2 separate regions of the Mus musculus genome follow, and region 1 is linked to region 2. The links are chromatin contacts, found by POLR2A ChIA-PET in ENCODE. All regions are on one chromosome and are shown on one strand. The core of a region is the stretch at or near the end of the contact, and the rest is flanking DNA. Distances in the headings are between cores, read along the strand shown.

Region 1 (5,230 bases), core at 174-2,673, 63 kb before region 2:
TCCAAATGCCAAAGAAGGGCCTAATTCTGTGCCTCCATTTGTGCCCCCTCTTTGTCAGCAAGCCGGTCATTTCATCAACAAACACGACTCTGTTAGAAGAGCAAATTAAGGACACTTTGCGATCCTAAAAAAAAAAAAAAATCAGAAAGAAAAAAGATCTTCAGGTCATCAAAGCCAACTAAAAAGACACAAGACACAGACAGTGAAATGACTCTGTAACAGTCCTCCCCCCACTCACACCCCCTTTTCCTTAACATCGTACTTTTTCAAACGACAATGTTTTCCAAACAGTATAAACTGAATTGTTGAATGGAAGGAGTGTGTGTGTGGACGGTGGGGGGGGGGGTGTAGGGTGGGAATGGGGGAGGCTTGATTAGAGGACAGTAATCCTGGTGGCCTTCCTGCAAGGGGTGAATGAGGTGAGAGTTTCTACCCACAGGGAACATGCCTTGAAATGAGAAGCCCCAGATATCTTTCAGTGAGGATTGTAAGACACCTTACCAACACAAGAGACGTGCTCTACGTGCAAGATGTTATTCTTGCTAGATGTGAATAATTATATAATCATAATAAAATAACCTGGCATCGTGGCAAGAGGAATCTCTGCGAACTCAGTGGCAATCTTTTCGAACCCGCTGCCTGTTCTTGGCTTTTCCGTGAGCCATGTGAGTTGCATGCATGCACCTAGCCCCACGGTCCGGTAGAACAGCATTTCCCAGCGTCGTCGCATCCTGCCAGCCTCCTTCTGCCCTGGATGACCACAGGACAGAAAGCCTTGAAACCAACCTTGGGCCTTGAGGGAAGCCACCGCTGCCATATGATCTCTCTAAGTGCCCCTGCACAAAATGTAGGGAGTTTAGGGGGTAAGGGACACGCCAACCTCGGCCATTCCACGATGAGAAGACATAGCTCAAAAAGAGCAAACCGGCTCGGAGGAAGCCCTGCAGAAAACTAAGACCCGTGCCTTGCCTACACCGTCCCGTGTGCAAGTCCCTCTTCTGGACCTTTCCCTAAGCCAACAGCTCTTCTCTCTATCCATTGAAGCCCGTCCTGGCGACCCACTTGATTTAGGTCAGAAAACAGACACTAACAGCTCTCCCTCGCCTCGGTAAAATTACTAAGTGGAATTTATTGGGCAAGTCCATGCAGGGTGGTGGGGAGAGCCCACGTCCCAGGTTCGGGCTGTCACTAGTTTTAGAAAAACAAGTATAGGCCAGAGCACTGGGCGAGAAGTGACCATAATCAGAGACCATCAGCCCCACCCCAGTAGCTGCGTCGTGCCCCCAGGGCTGAGGGACAGGAGGGGACGCACGCACTCTGTTCCCTAGCCCGCCCTTTGCTTTCACAAGATCCACGGTGACTGCACCAGCTCGAGCGCCTTTAAAGGGCCACACACGCCAGCCCGCCGCTATAAAATGTTCCCGGCGGCACAGCTGCAGAAGTGCGCTGCCGAGCTGCGGTGAGGAAGCTAGCTCCGCCCGGCTGCTCCTCCCACAACCTATCGGCGCGGGGCTGCTCCTGGCAGAGAGGACCAGACGCGAGGAAGGCACAGCACCCACTCGGGCCCTCCGTAAGTATCCAGTTCAGATTTTGCCACCAACTCGCCCACGAGCCAGGACATGTGCTAATAATGCTCTAAGCTGGTTATAAAGACGTGAAAATTGGGGGGAGAGGGAAAAAAGGGGGGAAAGGGGTCTGTCCTTCCTGGGATTCCTAGCCGAGGCCAGCCTGCTGCTGTGTGCTTGTGCGCCAGGGCTCTACGGGAGGCAGTGGGGGCTTAAGAGCCCGGTCCCCGCGCCGAGAACCAAGCGTGGTGGCTGTGATCGCCACCGCCCCGGAGTCCGGGCGCCGGAGCTGCGGGCCGGCAAGAGCGCGGGTCGGGGCAGCTCGGCGCTGCCCGGTGCGGTGCGGCGGCGCGGCGCGGCGCGGCGGTGCAGGCTTTTCCCAGGCGCCCTGGGGTCGCGTGGCCGCCCGTGCGGCTGGGGACTCTGAAGCGAGTGGCTAGCGGCGGCGGCGGCAGTGTGCGTGCCAAGGGGGCTCGGGGCTAGGTCGCTTCGTCCGTACCTCAGCTCCTGTGAGCTTTCCTCTCCCGGGCAAGCAGCTTCGCGGAGGTAAGCCGGGCCGCCCGGCAGGACGCTGGGCTGGGCAGCAGGGGCCGAGGGCACCGGAGGCGGCCAAGCTGGCCGCGGGGCTGGGGGACTTGTTTGCTGCCGGAGCTGCCGGGCAGAGGGGCGGCAGCCCGGGCCGGCCCGCGGGACGCGGAGCCCACTTGTCCGGAGAAACCCGCAGCACATCCACTCCGGCGCCCGCGCTTTCTCCGGCTCTGCTTCCCCGACTTTGCCAATACCCAGGACTGCATCAGGCCGCTCGGGGGCCGCACAAAGCTCTTGTTTCCTGGGGGGCTGGAAGCGAGAAGGGCTTCTGGCTGAACTCAGCCAAGCTGCGTGCTGCAAGTTGGAACATTCTGGCAACTTGCTTTCCCCACGCAGCACGACCCCCGTGCACACGCCCCTCTCGGGGGAAGCGGCCGCGCGGCGCCCAGCCTCTGCCTCACGGGGAGCCTGATCAGGGGCGGGACAGCTAGTCTGAACCATGCCACTTTTAACGTTGTGACCTTGGGTTAAGTTATCGCACCCACCTCGGCACCTCGAATCTTTGCTAGCCAGCTGCGAGCAGCGGCAGCAGCGGACGCTCCGAGGGCGCTCGGAAGTGTCTGTGAGGCGCGCGAGCCACTGCCGCTGGCGCCAAAGTGCGCCCCCGCGCGCGGAGACGCTGCGGGTCCCCAAAGTCGCGCTGACGCGGAGACCCCGTGCTTCGTCGCCTGTCTGCTTCTGAGCACCTGAGGTAAAGGACGCTTGGAGCCCTCCGGCACTGGTGCTCGCGCCTGGCGTGCCGGGCTCCGTTCGGCCAAGCCCGCCTCGGTGGCTCTCTCCGGGCGCGTCGAGGAGGCCCCGGCGAGCTGTCCGTAAACAAGGGGCCTTTAGTTTTAAGGTGGCGAGTCTAGCTGGGCTGCTTGGAGAGCGTGCAAGCCAAGCCGCAGTGCTGTTTGGACATTTAGATTTCTCAGTAGCAATGGAGGTGGAGTATACCGGTTGGTGCCATTTTAACTTTTGCTCTCGGGACAGGTTCGAGATGACCCCCCCCCACCTGCCGCGCTCTTCCCACCCCACCCCCCTTCTCTTTCCTCTTCTCACCCTCCAACAGCGTTGGCGAAGGCTTTCTCGGAGGGTAGCCAGGCGAGGCCGGGCGGCGGGAGGGAGGCAGGAGACGCGAGCCGCGGAGTCCGCACTTGTTGCGCCGCTTTTTTTTTTTTTTTTTTCCCCGCGGAGCCTCGCCGCTGCTCCGCGGTCACCACTTCGTGGCTCGGAGCAGACCCAGACATCCGTCAACCAAGTTTTTTCCCTCAAATGAACGGAAGGGTGGGGTAGGAGACAGAAACTGGGGTTGTTGGGTGGGGGTGGGGGGTATGCAATCGCCTCTTAGACGGACTCCGGAGCTTCCCGAGGGGTGCGGGCTGGCGCGCCACGAGGGAAATGTTACAAGAGCCTGCCCGGCGAGCCCACACCAGAACACACGCACTTTCCTCATATTTCCCCCGCCCCTTCTTGTTGCTCTTGGGTTTTTTTTTTTTTTCCTTTTTTAGTACACTGGGGTACGAGTAGCGCACGGGAGAAAGAAGATGGATAGGAAGATGAAGCGATGAGGAACTTGAAATAGTGGCAGGGCAGTGCTGGCCCTCCTGACGACGGTGCACCTTAGGCGCCCTTGTCTTGAGATAGATGGCTGAAATATCCTAGGGTTGCCTCTTCAGTCAAGCAGTGGTGCGGAACCCAGCAAGTGCCTCTCCCTTACCCCCACCCCCACCCCACCCCCGTGTTTTCTCTTTTGCTTCCATCCTTTTCCCCCCAGTAGGCTGATATCAAAAGGGGGAAAATAGGGGGATAATGGTAACTTTAGAAGCCAGCACATTCTTAATGACCACTGGGAGTAAGAAGGAGGGTAGAGTCCTAGCAAATTCTAGCCCCTTTGAGAAATGACTGTTGGGGTCCTTAATTTTCCCAGTTTGAGGAGGGTGTTTTGTTTTATCTTGCCCCCCCCCCTCGTTCCCTTATCTCTTTTGCACTTGGGCAAGAGAATCCATCCATGGCTTTAGTAGCCATCTGGGTAAGTTCAGGTATGACGACTTGGCCAATGGTTAGAAGAGGCCTGTGGCATAGGACTACTAGATGATGCTCTCCAAACTGCTGCTGTTGCTTCCCTGCTAAAACCCAGAGGATTTTCCCTCCAGGAAGAATCCTTTCTTCTCTCAGCCACACATGGGTGTGGCCTGGTTCTGGGTTCTGGGACACTTGTCCTAGGAAAGCCCAATCTAAGAATTGTCTTGTAGAAGCTTGAGATATGGAGGAACTGGGCTATCCCAGTTATGCTATGGGGTTCCTGCTGCCTTGGGGTCTCCAGAACACCCTGATCTTCTGTCTTTTTGTAGGCATGGCCCAAGACAGGGCTTTGGAGACTTACTACATCTTCCTTCTTCTAAATTCTCATTTTTTCCCAGTCCCACTGAAGACCTGGATGCTAGTGGTCCATTGCCATGGTATACTGCTTTCTCAGGAACATGCCTGCTCTCAGAACCAGAAACAAACAGTGTCACCCCTACCTCTGGACTCTGAAATAACCTGGATGAGGAAATGTCCATGTGTCCTCTCTTGGCATTGTGGGTCACTGTTAGACCCTGGCTGAATAGAACATGCCCCTGGCCCAGGACAGAGTGAAAGCTGTCTCTGCTCTTGGGCCCAGGTGCTCTCTGTTTTGAGTTTAACTCTATCAGCATCCTTGTGTAGCTGAATGGATTCACCCCGACTTGGAATTTTCTAGTTCTCCCTTCACCTTTATTATTTCTTCTCTTTTACTTGCAGACCAACAGGCCCAGCTGGCGGCATCAACTGCCACCGATTTATCGGACTTCTGCCCAGGCTCTGAAATGCCAACTATGTCGAGGCCTGCACTTGATGTCAAGGGTGGCACCACCTCTGGGAAGGAGGTGAGTTTTATCATTTTACAGATGGAGATACTAAGGCATGGAAAGATGGACTTTAGGGAAGGAGGTCACGCACCTGGCCTTCCTAGGTGTGGCCTATAGCCGCACTGCTTGACCAGAGAAGATACAGCAGGGCTTCGTCTGGGGAAAATGAGAATAACTTGTTCAAAAGTGGTTGAATCAAACTCACTA
Region 2 (5,049 bases), core at 153-2,652:
TCCCCCTCTGTTTCCCCTGCCCTCTGTTTTCCCCTCCCCCTCTCTCTCCTCCCCTCTTTCTTCCCTCTCCCCTCTCTTCCCCCTCCCCCCATCTCTTCCTTCCCATTGTGACTCCCCTAGCCTCAGTCCTTGGGGCCAGTGAACTTGCCCGAGAGCACCTTTCCAATAAACCTGCATTTAATATAATCTAATTCTGCTTGATTTGTCTCATTTCACCTACAGTGGCGAAGTAACGTATCACCCAGCACTTGGGAAGATGAGGCAGATGACCTCTCTCAAGCTGCAGGTCAGCCTAGCCTGTCTAGAAGAGCCTGTCTCAAAAGTTAAAAATAAAGATATAGTCTGCTTGCTTGTACTATATAGACTGTGGGGGTGCATGCCTGTAACTCAACTCTCAGCAGAAAAATGATGAGTCTGAGACTACCCTGGCTTACATAATGAGGCTCTGTCTCAAGATGTATATTTCAGTTTGAGGCCAGCCTGGTATACAGAGTGAGTTCCAGGACAGCCAACGCTGCACAGAGAAATCCTGTCTCGAACCCCCCCCCCAAAATGTATATTTCATTTGCATATATATATATATATATATGAAAAAGTGACTCATTCCCTAGCAGCCACTAATGATAACAAATAAATGATAACAACTGCACACACACATATGAGAGAGAGGGGAGGGACAGGAGAAAGAGGAAAGGTGAGGCTGAAAAATACCCCTTTCATAATAGTTTGAAGGGACTGGATCTTTGGGTTTATGATGGGCAGACTTCATCGACCTGTGGGAGGCCACAGATAACTAAGAGAGCAGAAAATGGTGAATGAAGGGCAGCCAGTGCCACCACTCTAACACAGCAGCTTCAAAAGTAGAACAGCTAGGTCTACATACTGGCTAGGCAAAACCAGATACTCTCTAATGTTCCCTCTCTTCCACTTACAGTACAATAAATGTCAAATGTGTTCTACAGGAGTGGATGCGCAGGATGCCAGGTTCAAGCAGAGAGCCTACCATCTCACCCTGGATGGCTCAGTGCCTCAGCAATCTTTACAAAAGCAAAGAGAAACATGCCGTTGGCCAAACCTTTCGCTTAGCATGGGGCTGGCTGATTGGACTGGTAACTCTGGAAGATTAGAGAAACTTTGTATAAGAAAAGTATCGAGTATTAAAATGTATCTTTTTATCACTCAGCCATCTAACAGAACTCTCCTTGCGGGCAGTTATCTGGTGCGATTGGTCTGGGTATCCCCAGCACTCATCACTCGGCACAAAGAAGAGAAAGGACTGAGGAAAAACAGTTTTTGGGAGATTCTCTCAGCCTCAGTTTCCCAGCCTGGGACCTCTGACCTCCCACCAGCAGATGGCAAGAGAGAGTCCCCGCCCGCTGGGAAAGTCTGAGGCTGGGCGGAGCAACCCAGGCTCCAGCGCGCGCGCAGCCTCCGACCCTAATTTCTTCGTTCGCCGGAAGAAGGCGAGTCTCTTTCCGTTCCTAGCGCAGCCATGGTAAGGCAGGGGTACAGCGAGCTCTTGGGTTGCATCGGCTTCCATCCTCCCTGACCGATGCTGCCCGGGTTATCAGGGCTCCCGCGGTCGACTACAGGGTGGAGGCGAAAGCAGCTCTGCTGCAGGCTGGCAGAGATGGGCTTGGCGGCAAGGGAGAATACTGGTCTGAGCTAGGATGGGAAGTCTGCCGCAGAGGGCAAGCAAGGCCTTGGGCTTAATCACACATCCCCTTGCCCAGGGAGAAATGCTTTTCCACTTGGGGAAGAACTTCGAGGGCCCGGGAGTGCAGATTGAAGCTTTGGGCATGTGGGCGCAGGGTCTGCTTGAAGGATTAGCTCTTACTTGTGCATTTGTCTATCTTTTGGCACGGACTTACTTTATATGTTGTGTAGCTGGTAAGTGTACGAAGCATTACAAAAAGCTTCCTTCCGCTTTCGAATGTGAAACTTCGACTCTTTAGTATACAAAGGAGCAGTACACGTGGTAGTGCCAGTGCCGGAGTTAGAGTTTATCTTTGTACCAGAAACCTTCGATCCAGATGGCTGTGTTCTAATACTATACTTTTCGATTGACAATTGAGATACGGTCCTGGGCCATTTTCTGTCCCTATCTGCCTGTGCGTCTAGGGTTGAATCACTGGGTAATTCGCAAGTGTGCTATGAAAGGCTAATTTTTGTGAGCAGGCATAATGGAGACATCTGGCATAACTGTAAAAAATGGGAATCGCTAAGGTGCGAATACTGGGTTTGGCCTATTGATGCTTATCTGTCTTTTCTACGTTTTACTGGGACCCGGCGCTTTCAATATTGCCCACATTTTGTTAATTGGGAAAGTTCGAAAGTCAGTTCATTGAAGGATTTACGCCGTAGGCTTTGCTGGAAAGACCTGAAACAATGTAACAACGTTACTTTGAAAACTTCTTCCAGGCTCGTGGTCCCAAGAAACACCTGAAGCGTGTAGCTGCTCCAAAACATTGGATGCTGGATAAGTTGACTGGCGTGTTTGTAAGTATTGTGGTGTGAAAGGTAGACATACCTTTAACAAGCATATTTGTGGAGTTGAATGTAGAGAATCTTTGGCTGTCTTAAAGACCTGTGTCCTACCTCAATTTTGATACATCTGTTTCATCTACTCCATGTATTCCATAGTACACTGATGGTGGATACATAGACTCAGGTCTCAAAGTAGCAGGCCTCATTCTTTGGAGGAGAAAATGTTGAGGAATCTTCTAGCGACCCCCCCCCCATGTAAAATAACCCAAGTTTTGGTGTAGTAATTTTCCTAAAACTTTCCAGGCTCCTCGTCCATCCACTGGTCCTCACAAGCTGAGGGAATGCCTGCCTCTCATCATTTTCCTAAGGAACAGACTTAAGTATGCCCTGACTGGAGATGAAGTAAAAAAGATTTGCATGCAGCGATTCATTAAGATTGATGGGAAAGTCAGGACCGATATAACCTACCCTGCTGGGTTTATGGGTGAGTAATCAGGATCGGTAGTGGCCACAGGCCCTTAACTCCCAATAGTGGCAGGTGACTGGGAAAGTGCCAGGCTTTCCTGGTCTTCGTCTTCACCCCTACCCTGGCACGGTAATATGGAGAGGTTTGGCTACTGGGCTTTTATTCCTTTTTAAATTTTGAATTTCTTGCTACTCTCCCATACAGACCTACTGGATCAGAATCTCTGTTGGGCTGTTACTTAAATATTGTGGGGATAGCTTCTGAAACCCAAATTCCCATTTAAAGTTTATGTGGAGTCTTGATAAAATGGGCTCACACACACACATCCCCCAGCTCAGTTAGGAGTGTAGTGAGGGTTGCTGTGGTAACCTTATTCTTTGATATCAGATGTCATCAGCATTGACAAGACCGGAGAGAACTTCCGTCTGATCTATGACACCAAGGGTCGCTTTGCTGTTCATCGTATTACACCGGAGGAGGCCAAGGTTGGTGTGGCAAGCGGGCTGGGTAGTTTCCTCTAAAATTAGTTTCTAAGTTAGATCATGGAAGTGAGAGATGAGTCAACAGATTTCATTAGAATTGTGTGCCTAGAGATGAGATCGATGGGGACCTGTTGCATGGTTTAACTTACTGGGTACTCAACCCCGTTTCTCACGTGGCAAAGCACATGCTTGATCTCGGACCTACACCCCAGCCCCTCAGCCTCTGTAAGGTCTGTTGCTAGATATCTTGGGGTGGAGCTTTCTTGTGGCAATTAGAGCACTGACTTTTGGTGTCTTGTAGAAACACGACATCCTTTCTTGGGATTAATTTTGAAGTATTCCTTGGAACATAAAGGAGTTGGCAATCTATTTGGCATGTTGCCATGTCTCCATTTGTGGGTCTACCTTTGCTTTTTGGGTGGGTTAGAGGTACAAGAAACCGGTAATCTTTGGGGCGTTGGTTTAATTTACTATCTTTGCTTAGTTCAGTTTTAGGTGGCTTTTCACGTAGGTTTAGGGCTTGAATTAATGGCTATAAATGAAGGTTAATTCAATTGATGGTGTGGCTTCTGGTTTTCTTACATGCTGCCTTGTTGTCAGTAGGCTGAAGGGCATGTCCAGTGACCACTAGAAATTTGATTTGATAGACAAGTTGCTAATACCGTTGCTGTTTGGAGCAGAGTGCACAAAATGTGATTTTTTTTTTTAAGCTGGGGATTGGCCCCAGAAACAACTATAACAAGGTATATATGAGTTAGATTAAATGTATTTAACCCTTTTATACTTCTAGTACAAGTTGTGCAAAGTGAGAAAGATCTTTGTAGGCACAAAAGGAATCCCGCACCTGGTGACCCATGATGCTCGTACTATTCGGTACCCTGATCCCCTCATCAAGGTGAACGACACCATTCAGATTGATTTGGAGACAGGCAAAATAACTGACTTCATCAAGTTTGACACTGGTAAGCAGCAGCTGTCCCCTCGGTGGCTTGTAAGTTTGAGCTTCTGGGGTTTTTTCCCAAATGTAAGTTTAGTTGAGCTTTGTGAATCACTTGATGCTTGGTGCGGGGTCTTTTGAGGAATTTTATCACTTTCACTGGTCTAAATGCTTGGTGGCTGAAAAGAGGTACGAAAGCCACCTATTAGTGTAAAACTGTTATCAGCTGATCAAGTTAAAGGTGTGATGGGAGGTTGAAGGCCTGACTGAACAAGTCAGGTGGGACTCTGTCTTAGAATAAAAAGGAAGGCTGGAAGTTTAACTCTTAATAGCCTGCCTGCTGTGCTCAGTCCTGAGAGCCACCCATTCTTGGGCTAATGGTGATGTAACCACCTTTAAGGTGCCGACATGGTCCCTGGAATATGACAATGGTAACCAAAGTGTGTCTTGGAACTGGAGGTTATCCAGGCAAGAGGTACTCAGTCAGGACTTGAGAATTCCTCGCGTAGACAGACACCTTCGTTTATATTAGCTGCAGTTAGGGGTTGGAGCAGATCTCGAGGCTGCAGATCTATAGAAGTTAGACTGGTGGGAGGGCTAAATTGACTTGACTTTGGTTTGGGGCACCAGTTGCACTGCTGCTGGTGATGGAGCCTGGGGCTTTGTGCAAATTTAGC

The links. ChIA-PET counts read pairs that join two places held with the same protein, here RNA polymerase II (POLR2A).
Region 1: POLR2A ChIA-PET joins it to region 2 with 18 read pairs in Patski. The contact joins the promoter of Cited1 here to the promoter of Rps4x in region 2. POLR2A ChIA-PET finds 5 or more read pairs at or near these places in 3 of 5 experiments (Patski and embryonic stem cell).

What each region holds. Positions count from the first base shown.
Region 1 is chrX:102,248,374-102,253,603 of GRCm38, reverse strand. Cited1 (Cbp/p300-interacting transactivator with Glu/Asp-rich carboxy-terminal domain 1) reads left to right here and starts at 1,423. Exons shown (of 3, transcript NM_001276466.1): 1 at 1,423-1,570; 2 at 4,917-5,041. The coding sequence starts at 4,982. Gm14858 (predicted gene 14858) reads right to left here and starts at 953. Exons shown (of 3, transcript NR_040285.1): 1 at 580-953; 2 at 1-124.
Region 2 is chrX:102,185,744-102,190,792 of GRCm38, reverse strand. It overlaps Rps4x (ribosomal protein S4, X-linked), which reads left to right and starts at 1,402. Exons shown (of 7, transcript NM_009094.2): 1 at 1,402-1,495; 2 at 2,422-2,499; 3 at 2,791-2,971; 4 at 3,341-3,438; 5 at 4,226-4,397. The coding sequence starts at 1,493.